Regions from separate parts of the Homo sapiens genome. Here region 1 is linked to region 2. Evidence: chromatin contacts called from ENCODE Hi-C or POLR2A ChIA-PET data. All regions are on one chromosome and are shown on one strand. Each heading gives the region's core, a stretch centred on a gene start or an enhancer-like site at or near the end of the contact. The rest is flanking DNA. Distances are from core to core; before and after follow the strand shown. Region 1 overlaps PRKCB (protein kinase C beta). Region 2 overlaps DCTN5 (dynactin subunit 5).

Region 1 (5,795 bases), core at 1,547-4,046, 250 kb before region 2:
GGCTACGCCTGTTGTGTTCACTGTGAGACACCTCAGCACCACCACCACCATACGCAGTAAGAAGTATTCAATAAATACTTTAATGGATAAATAAATCGACCAATGTATACATCGAAGCTTTTGAGAAAACTTGCTTTTAAAAATCTGGCAGGACAATTTTTTGAAGCTTGGGAGCTGCCTTGTAGACTGAGATCTTTTACCTGAATTTTGGGCAGCTATCCAAAGAAGAAATTATTATATAAAAGATGCCTGCACTCATACGTTTATCACAGTACAATAGCAAAGATATGGAATCAACTTAAGCATCAATCAATGGATGACTGGATAAAGAAAATGTATATATATTTATATATACATATATATTAATATACATATCATTGTGTGTATATAGACACACATACCACCATATATATACATATATACACGTATGTGTGTGGTATATGTATGTATATCTATATATACATACACACAATAGAATACTACTCAGCCATAAAAAAGAGTAAGACCTTTGATTTTATTTTTATTTATTTATTTATTATTTATTTTTTTTGAAACAGTCTCACTCTGTCGCCCAGGCTGGAGTGCAGTGGGGCAATCTCGGCTCACTGCAACCTCCACCTCCCGGGTTCAAGTGATTCTTCCACCTCGGCCTCCTGAGTAGCTGGGACTACAGGCACCCGCCATCATGCCCAGCTAATTTTTGTATTTTTGCAGAGATGGGGCTTCACCATGTTGGCAAGGCTGGTCTTGAAGTCCTGACTAAAACAGGGTCTCACTCTGTCACCCAGGCTGGGGGGCAGTTGTGTGATCATAGCTCACTGCAGCCTTGAACTCCTGGGCTCAAGAGATCCTCCTGCCTCAGCCTCTCAAGAAACTGGGACCACAGGTACACAACACGATGCCTGGCTAATTTAATTTTTATAGAGCCGGAGTCTCACCAAGTTGCTCAGGCTGGTTTCAAACTCCTGGGCTCAAGTGATCTTCCTTCGTCAGCCTCCCAGTGTGCTAATATGACAGGCATGAGCCACCATGCCCAGTCTGAAATCATGTCTTTTGCAGCAACAGGATGGAACCCAAAGCCATTATCTTAAAAAAAAAAAACTCAGAAAGAGAAAGTCAAATAATGCATATTCTTAGTTATAAATGGGAACTATATAATACACATAGACACAGAGTATGGAATAATAGTCATTCTCCAATGGCTACTGAATGACTGTTGAGTAATAGTCATCCTTCTTGGAAGGGTTGGGTGGGGGAGTGAAGGATAAGAAATCACTTAATGAGTACAGGGTACCCTATCTGGGTGATGGACATACCAAAAGCACAGATTCTACCACTAAATAACATATCCATGTAACAAAATTGCACTTGTGCCTTCTCAATTTATACAAGTAAAAACTTTTTTTAAAAAATTTAAGAAGTCCTCATGTTTGGAAGAGAGACAGGATGACCTCAGACAGGGATGCTGGGTTTCGGCACTTCAAGGCTGACAAGACAATGTCAAGAATGGAGTCCTTGGATCCCCAGTCCCCTAGAAATGGGATGCAAGCTCTCTGTCCTTGGAAACGGCCAACCTTAAGAACACAGGCATCCTGGTTAACGAGAGGAGGGTCACGTCCAGGAAGAGAGTGATTATCATGGCCACAGATACCCAATGACCAGTCAGGTCTGAAAGAGCCCCAATGGGCAAGTCCTGCAGAATGAAAAGGGAGAGAGGAGTGATCCACTAAGATGTTATCAGGGCAGAGGATGGGGACCCCATTGTAGGGCACTCCAGGCAAAATTTTACAGGAAGAAATAGCCAAGAAGTGACAATGTCAATGCTTTCCTATTTTATGTTCTTTCCATCCCATTCTCTCTTTCCTCATCTCTCAACATTCTTCTAGTCATTGTGCTCCATTTTCCCTCCACTGAGGGGTCATATTGAGGTAAACTAGAAGGCAGTTAAATAACTATACCCCAGATGTGCCAATCAATGGTCAAATATTGACCTGGAAGACCTTACCTAATGAATTGAAATAGGGTCCTCCCACTTGGTCCCAGTCCGTAAATCATTTTACCCAGGTCCAGAATGAACCTATATAGCATTTACTCATTAAATGAGCAGACAACATGTGATTGGGTGGGTCTAAGGAGACTTTGCAGTTTTGTTGTTGTTGTTTATAATTGACAAGTAAAAATTGTATACATCTGTAGTGTACAACATGATGTTTTCCTACATGTATACATAGTGAAATGGCTAAATCAAGCTATTTAACATATGCATTTTTTCGTAGTGAGAACACTTAAAATCTACTCTCTTGGCAATTTTCAACTATGCAATATATTGGAATTAACTAGTCACCATGGTATACGTGGAGCCTTTGAATTTTAGGATCAGGATGTAGAGATATCTTAGTTTATTAGGAAGTAACTAAACAAAGATAAATATTAGAGGCTTGTGTTTGGGTATTGAAAAATTAATTAATATATGTGTCACAAGAGGAAACAGAAACTAGATGGTTAACAAGAAGAACACAGAAATAGAGAAGTTCAGTTGTGTGGTGGTCGCCAGATCAAATATTCTGATTCTCCCCTCCTCCCAAGTACACAGCAATATGATACTTGCCCAGCCGCTTTGAAGTTAGGCATGGCCATGCGTATTAGTCGGTTCTCACACTGCTATCTTGATACTACCCGAGACTGGGTAATTTCTAGAGGAAAGAGATTTAAATGACTCACAGTTCCGCATGGTTGGGGAGGCCTCAGGAAACTTACAATTATGACAGAAGGCGAAGGGGAAGCAAGCTTGGACCTTCTCACATGGCTACGGGAGAGAGAAGAGTGAGGAGTGAAGGGGGAGGAGCCCCTTATAAAACCATCAGCTCTTGTGAGAACTCACTCAGTATCATGAGAACAGCATGGGAGAAACTGCCCCTATGATCCATTCACCTCCCACCAGTTCTCTCCCTAGACACATGGGGATTATGGGGATTACAATTCAAGATGAGATTTGGGTGGGGACACAAAGTCTAATCATATCACAATGTGACTTGCTTTGGCCAGTGATACACGCTTGGCAGTGACAAGTGTTTATAGGGAGCGCTTCAAGGACCAATACGAGACTTGCCAATCATTTTCCTCCCTCAGTGATCATGGAAGCATGCTTCAAGTTGGTGTGCTTCTATTGGGTAGGTTACTTCTGTGACCACAATGAGCAATCCCTTCCCTTACATGTTCACCCGTGTCAAAACAGGTTGATTATGGTTGGGACCAGAAATAATGTCTGGAACTATGGAGATGCCAATATCATCTCAGTATTAGGAGAAACCCTGTCATTATTAGAGCTGCACAAACACACCATTTTGGGGGTAGCATGTTAGTAACTGAAGATTGGACAGTCACCAATGGCGTGCTATGAAGGGAATTCAAGCATTAGATGGTTCAGTGAGTATTCAATTAACCTTATTTTAATAACAATACCAAATATCCTTCTGGAGAACTATTCCTTTCCCACTCTTGGTCCACATAATTCAGGTAGTGTTAATTCCATCCGGAACTCCAAGAGTAGATAAGGGTGGTCAATCAGCACATTGCTTTTTCACTGGCCCTAGTAGCTAATTTAGAGCCTGTGAGATATAACAAGAGAAAGAGGTGCTCTTCTCTACATGGACTTGAACCTAGAGGAAATGTGAGTAGAGCTTCCATAGCCATCTCACCTTGATGAGGGGAGTCTCTTCCATCTGAGAAGGGAGCCAATACATAAGCAGAGATGGAATAAAGGAAACCATGTCCTGGAAACATAACAAACCCCTGGATCAGACAATACCTGAAGGCAGCTACCCTTGGACTTTTTGGTTTTATAAAGGCAATAAATTCCCTTCTGAATTAAGCTAGTTTGAATTTTCTGTCACCTGTCATAACCAAGATTCCTGCCTCATACAAAGGGTGGTTGAAATACATGAATTTTAAGGTTCTGTCCCAACCTGAAATTTTAAGATTCAAATAACAGCATTCACTAGCTAACTACATTTAGCATTAAAAGGTGTAGGTAGCTAGGAGGCAGGAAAAAAAGGTAACTCTAAAGAACAGACAGATCTATTAAGATTGGTCAAGGCTGCAAAAATCTAAACTATGTCTGTAACACTGGCTACCTAAATTAAATGCCCTCTGGATCTTAGCCACTGAGTGTGGCTCATGTGGACATTGGCCACCATTCTACCCATGAAGCCATAATTATAAATCAAACCACATTTCCTGATCCCTCAGTAAGGTGCAGCATTGTGTTATGCTGGCAGGAGCTACTGTGGCTAAGGCCCTGGAGGAAGGGTAGTTTGCTATTTTTCTTTTTGAAAATGTGTTGTCAAAGCAAAGGTGTCATTTAGAGAAAATGTAACTGAAGTTTCTGCAGAGATCATTCTGTAGTGACCAACACAGTCACTGTATATTTCAAAGTTGACATTTCCAAGATGTATCATAGCTCTTTCACATGCTATCATCACACAAAAAAACTAGGTAGCTCTGCTAAATAACATTTGCATATAGTCTTTAAAAATGCAAATAGAGTATAGATGAGAGGTTGCAGAGATCTAGCCTAGAGACATCTTTTTTTGGTCCATACCATGTCTTTAATAAAAAGAAAAACAAGAAATTTTGCATGAAATCCAGATTTCTGGCTTCTCTTGAAAAAGTAGAAGAGCTGGCAGCCCTAGGATCATATTCCAACAGAGGAAAAATTACTACTGGTGCCCCTTTAAACAAAACACCCACTATTCAATTCAACATGGGTTCCTGCCACCACCTCTGTTTTATACCCACCCACTTCACTCATTTAGGTCTCCTGCCTAATTTCTGTAGGATTTGAGTCTACAACTCTTTTACATTTACAAATTTGTCCACAGATAACTATTAAGACGTCATTTTTATCAGCCAATGTCCTTCTAAACATGCTGGAATTCAATGTTTTCATTATCATCCGATAGTGTTCTATGCACCATAACACCAAACATCTCAGTCAGTAATTACCCATGAACTTCCATGCCTTCAAGCCTTTGCTCTTACTGTTCCCCTGCCTGCTCTGCCCTTTCCCTAAGTCTTTGCTGTTGGAACCCAGCTGAGCCTATAAGATTCAACTCAAATGCCTTCTTCTTGTGAGGCCTGCCTTGATGCCCACCCAAGAATTAGGGTTCAGAATTAATGATCTATTTCCTGGCATTATTGTGATATGAGGGTATAGCATATCTTTTTTTATTTATTTTTTCTTTTTTTGACAGAGTCTTGCTGGAGTACAGTTGTGCAATTTTGGCTCACTGCAACCTCTGCCTCTCAGATTCAAGCAATTCTCCTGCCTCAGCCTCCCAAGTAGCTGGGATGACAGATGGGTGCCGCCACACCCAGCTAACTTTTGTATTTTTAGTAGAAACAGGGTTTTGCCATGTTGGTCAGGCTGATCTTGAACTCCTGGCCTCAAGTGATCTGCCCACCTGTAATCCCAAAGTGCTGGGATTACAGACGTGAGCCATCTTGCCTGGCCTAGCACATCTTTATCACACCTCAACCCTTATTTCTTCCCATTTTCTATAATAGTTTATAACGATCAGGCTGTCTCCTCACGAGACCGAAAGCTCTTCAAGGACAAGCACTAAGTCCCCAATACCTTAATGGCAACTTAATCACTTATAAGGTACCAGCACCTTACCTGTCTTTTCTCATTTAAACCCCACACAATCCCTATGAGGTGGGTCTTATTAATATTGCCATTTGAAAGATGAGGAAACTGAGACCTAGAGAGACTCAGAGCCCAAGAGTGGTTTTCT
Region 2 (5,488 bases), core at 2,958-5,457:
AAGTTTCTATTGTGTAAGTCACTCAGTTTGTGGTACTTTGTTATGGTATCCTTAGCAAACTAATAAAGGATGAAACCCTGAATTTTTAAAAATTTCAAAATGTGTTTACATAATCTTCTACCCCTTTTGTCCTGATTATTCAATGAGCAGACTAGAAAAGCCTAATACCTTTCTGGGGACAGCTACGTTTTAATAATCCACCTACCTTACTAAGCTGTGTGTGCTGGGAGAAAAGTGAGGGAAGTAGAGTCAGGCTGTCAGTCCACTGTTGCAAGCTGCAACTAATCCCAAAAGCTGAATGCAACAAGTCAACAGCAGTGAGAGAAGCCCCAGAGAAGGTTTGAGTCTGGTCTGTCAAAAGCAGGAGGAGAGGTCATAGTCCTTGCGATGTGCCCTTCCCCAGCTTGGAGCGTTTGGCAAATATTAGAAGTTAGGAATGCAATTAGCCTCTGTATTAGAGACAAAGAGCCTATCAGCAGCTTGATCTTAGATGGTCCCATTAGAGAATAAGCCCTTTTCAGCCAGGTTCCAGGACGTTTTCATAGTTTAGCGCTCCACGGAGGGGGTCCTTAATCTCCAACGGCCCCAACGTCTGAGTCCTGGTCATTGAGCCTGTGCCTGCTTTCAGTTCAGCATAGCTCGTGTTGAGGCTAAAACAGCTCAAGGCAGACAGTAGCAGGTTTCAGCTTAGAGTCAGGGCCAGGCAATTAGGATCTGAGAATTTGAGATTCTCAACAAGCAGCTGCTTTTCTTCAGCAGCAGTGAAGGCATGCTGCATGGCCAGACAGCTGTGGTCCAAGTGACATGCAAGGCTGCCTTTTTATCTTGTTGGTCTTAGAGTCCAATTGACCCACTCAAAAAAAATGCATATTAGACTAGACAATCATCAGCCTCTAAGGGGAGACATTTGATTTTGACAAGGGTTCATTAGCAATTTAACTGTATTTTCATTTTCCAAACAGATTGCTTCTCTTTACATGTTGTCTCCCTCTTTCCCGAGGCTCCAGTAAGCACGAATCACAGCAAAAATAATCAGTTACAGCCTGTTCTGGTTCCAATATCCGAAGAATTTAAATTCCAACCTATCCACTAGTGGCAAAAAACTAGAAAGCTGTATCCCACTAACACCTTTCATATTTTATTTTTGAGTAGCTTTATTTGATTAGGGTGATCCCTCTAGCATTTATGAAATTAACAAGCATAAAACTTTTTTTTTAAGAGATGAGTAGCTGGGACTACAGGCGCACGCCACTGCGTCCAGCTAAGGTATGTTTTTTAAGCAATGAAATCAACCAGTAAAAACAAGTTCAAATATTTTTCATTCACACACTCAAGGCCTGCTGAGCATCCACTGCATGTGTTTTACTTGTTCCATTAGAAAGGTTTATTAAAAAATGGCGGGGCACAGTGGCTCATGACTGTAATCCCAGCACTTAGGGAGGCCAAGATCGCTTGAGCCCAGGAGTTCAAGACTAGTCTGGGCAACATGGTAAAACCCTGTCTCTATTTAAAAAATAAACAAATACAAGCAAGTTTTTTTTTAAAAAATGATATATTAAAGAAAATCCTCCTAATTCTCTTATGTCTTTTCATAGCTGTTTCCATGTTCTCATATTCCCATCCTTGTCAACATGGAATTTTTGTTGTTGTTGTTGTGGTTTTTTTTTTTTTTTTTGAGACGGAGTCTCGCTCTGTCGCCCAGGCTGGAGTGCAGTGGCACAATTACAGCTCACTGCAAGCTCCGCCCCCTGGGTTCGCGCCATTCTCCTGCCTCAGCCTCCCAAGTAGCTGGGAATACAGGCACCCGCCACCATGCCTGGCTAATTTTTTTGTATTTTTAGTAGAGATGGGGTTTCACTGTGTTAGCCAGGATGGTCTTGATCTCCTGACCTCGTGATCTGCCCACCTCGGCCTCCCGAAGTGATGGGATTACAGGCTTGAGCCACTGCGCCTGGCCAAACATGGAATTTGTTTTATACAGTTGCAATTATGGTCCATTAATACAATCTATTTGTATGTTATCAGTAACAGTAATACTAACAGTGAACCCTTATTAAGCATTTACTATGTGCCAGGCACAAGGCTAAGAGTTTTACAGAGATGATCTCATTTACCTTGGGTTACTTACCCAACCAAGGTTTATAGCCAGCAGGTGGCAAAGCTTGAATTCCAACCCAACTCTGCTGACTCCCAACTACACCCACCTGCACACTTGCCTCTTGGGCCTTGTTTGTCTGGCAAGTCCTAAATCCCAGACTCATTTGTTCACTTGCTTGCTTCCTCCCTCCCTCCCTACCAAAACACAGTATGATCTGTCGGTTAAACTCAATAGACTAAAAACTCCGGGTTCAAATGCTAGCTCCTCCATCACTAGCTGTATGACCTTGGGAAAGTACTTAATCTCTCTGTGCCTCAATTTCCATGTTTATAAAATGGGATAAAGTGCCCATTATAGTGCCCATTTCCTAGGATTCTATCCAGGAGATGATGTGCCTATTTCCTAAGGTTCTTATAATGAGATTCTGCAAGGACAGCACTCCAAATAGTACAGGCACATGGTTTTGACAGTTGTTTCTGTTATTATTGAAATAAAAAGAACCTATACCTGTTCCCAGGAAGCTCAGAGTCTCTCACAGGCCTTTTCAGTTCCTGGGGCTCTCATATTTCCTCATTCTCCCAGACTCCTCTGACCCTACTCTTCCTCAGGTTCTTACTGCTCCTGTGGGAAATCAGAAAGAGCAGCCAGCAGACAACACCAACTGAGATGAATGCAGCTGAAATGGCACAGGTCAGTATGGCCAAGAAACACCATGGGCTAATGTTCAGACCCATGGTATGAAAGCCAGAGTGGGTGTGAATTTCACTCCCATGTCTCTTATCTTGGATGGTTTTCATCTGCATGACCCATTTGCCCAATGCCCAATGGATGTGAAGATACAGAAAAGTCCAGGTACTGTTTTCAGGGAAGTAAGATGTCCTGTGCCAACTCTTCTCACTTCAGGGTCCAAGTCAGAGTGCACAAGGAAAGCAGGTGGGGCTGGCCCACCAGCAAAAGCTTCAGGAGAGCAAGGGATTGGCTGACTGGGCTGCAAGGGTAGTGTTCAAAGCCAGCTGCCTTGGAGGCCAAGATAGTGGAGGAGCTGCATAAAACATGGATTTTGCAGCCAAGTAAGAGCTGGCCTTGATTCCAGCTCAGCCATTTATTAGATGTGTGGCATTGGGCAAATTTACTTAACCTCTCTGAATATCAGTTTCCTCTGCTGTAAAACAGGCTGTGAAACTCTCACTTTTTTGACAGTTGGGAGGATTAAATGTTTGCACCCCATAGATACAAAACAAGGAAGGGTGATTTCTCCATCTCTTGTTTGTGGCGGACTGATTATAAAGGGCAAGATGTTTTAAATTTTATTTTAAATTTTAAAAATATGTAAGAATGCTATGCCTTATACTCTAAGGGGTTTTGCTCAAGGTGTATCACTTCCTAATAAAAGTGCCTAATAAACTGCCGTTTATTGAGTGCTCACCCTGAGCCAGTACTTATGCTTTACATGTATAAATGCATTTCAATCATCATAATACCCTATCCAACTTCCCCATTTTATGGATGAGAAACCTGAGGTTCCACGAAGTAAGATAACTTGCTCAAAGTCACAAGGCTAGCCAATGGCAGGCTGGGATTTGATCAGCCTGACTCTAGCACTCACACTCCTCACCACTATGATGGCTCTCAAAATGGGCCCCTCAGACCCTCTCTGTATTTTGACTCTTTGGCTTTCTCACTCACTAAGCTGTGAGATCCCTATGAGAAAGAACTGGCTCCATCTTAGTCTCCACTGTATCCCCAGGACCTAGGAAGTGCTTGGCACCTAGTAGTGGCTTGGAAAGCACTTGTTAAATGAATAAATGAGTGATGGTGTCTCTCTTCTCTGTGCAGCATATGGTGAGGGGCCCACCTTCTTACCCCTAAATGGAAGCAAGCACATATTCTACTAAAAGCACAAGCCCATTGCTGGGGGGCTCTAGAAGTGTTTCAGTTATCATGTACTTATGGGAACTGTAGAAGTTGGCGAGACATTTTGCTGAGACCAGTTCTGAAAAAACCAGGCCTTCGGACACGCTGTCCCAACACTGCCAGTATCATTTCAGGGGACTTGCAGCTCCATGGAAGCTAACCCCCAGGAGACCAGCCAGCTGGATTTGACTACCTATAGTCACCATCCAGGTTGTCAGATGCCAATTTTTTTTCAGGAGAACCGCTGAGGCTAGCCAGAATATGGCTGGGCAGCACCCTCTAGGCTCTCACTGGATAGAACAGGATACAGAGAAAGGCCTCCCTAGCCACCAAGACCTCTTCCTTATAGCTGAGAAACTTCCAAGGATATGTTAACTATGAACAATGTTTGTCTGATTAATTTCAAGTCTGCCAGATGTATCAGTGACTAAGAAAGGAACTGTGGCCTCAGATCCTGAGTGAAATGGTTCATGCAGAAGTGACTAATACAGAAGCCACCACCCCAACCCCAAATAACCACAAGGGCTCTGTGCAGCCATGTAAAACAGAATCAGTCAACAGGAGGCTCACAAGACAATCATTCACCTTTGTTCCCTGCAGCAGGTATCCTGCAATCTGAGACTTATCTTGAGCTGGGGTAAGGTCTGAGGCATGCTGGCAGGGTGTGTGAGGGTTGGGGGTGAGGGTGGTCACATCCAGGCAATCATTCTATTAAGGATGTGCTAGATGACCCACAGACTCAGGCCTGACTCCTCAGGAGCTCACAGTTAGTAGGGGTTCAGACAAGAACACAGGTACATAACTAAAACTCTATTGATAAGGGCGCCTCGGTAAGGTGCTATGGGAACCATAAGGATGCAGTTCCATGGCCCAGTCAGCTCATCTGGGGAAAAATAATAAAACAAAAAGGAAGCAGTTCCAGACAGAAGACCATCTCCAAATGGTTCTTTATTGAACACCCACTTTGGCTAGGCAATATCCTCCCCCTGCCCTCTAATCCAGGCTCAGGTACCCCCAGTGGAGTATCCTCAGAAGGCAACTCCCAAGACCAGGAGTAATGAGAGATTGGGCAGAGGGTAAGGGACAGCAGGGAGACGGAGGAAAATGAAGACACCAGGGAAAGAGGAGAGGCCTGAACTGGACAGCTGATGCTTTGTCCTGCCCAGCACCCATTCGTCCCTTCTTCAGGTAATATCATCTGCCACCACAACCACCAGCACCAACTCTCAGTCTCTGTGGGTACATGCCAGGCCTGTCCATTTGGTGTATTCCATCTTCCTGGCCACAATGATGACTTGAGGCTGGATACCTTCCTCGTCTGGACCAATGAGAACCAAATCCAGCAGTTCTGTCAGCAAAGGGGAGCTCTTTTTATCAATAACTGGTGCTGTGGGGCCACACTGTGAAGCCCAAGAATAAAGCCAACTCAAATGAAAGCAGAGCTGAGAGCCAAAGAGACAGATCCCTGTTTGGAGT

What was found. A loop is a pair of places that touch in the nucleus more often than their neighbours do. ChIA-PET counts read pairs that join two places held with the same protein, here RNA polymerase II (POLR2A). Pooled maps may share reads with other maps.
Region 1: a loop to region 2 is called in a pooled map, with 3 times the contacts of the local background. The contact joins two enhancer-like sites. A Hi-C loop is called at or near these places in 2 of 50 pooled maps. POLR2A ChIA-PET finds 5 or more read pairs at or near these places in 2 of 52 experiments (GM10248 and activated CD4-positive, alpha-beta T cell).

The regions. Positions count from the first base shown.
Region 1 is chr16:23,921,237-23,927,031 of GRCh38, reverse strand. All of the region lies in intron 2 of PRKCB (protein kinase C beta), which reads right to left. Among named protein-coding and RNA genes, the nearest start is that of PRKCB, 88 kb to the right of the region's middle. Within about 2 kb of position 2,796, at least 3 of the 41 ENCODE cell types and tissues checked have a DNase peak (open chromatin) inside an H3K27ac peak, as active enhancers do.
Region 2 is chr16:23,669,315-23,674,802 of GRCh38, reverse strand. It overlaps DCTN5 (dynactin subunit 5), which reads right to left. Exons shown (of 6, transcript NM_032486.4): 6 at 1-5,488. Among named protein-coding and RNA genes, the nearest start is that of PLK1, 6.8 kb to the left of the region's middle. RefSeq lists an enhancer at 4,160-4,389. Within about 2 kb of position 4,207, at least 3 of the 41 ENCODE cell types and tissues checked have a DNase peak (open chromatin) inside an H3K27ac peak, as active enhancers do.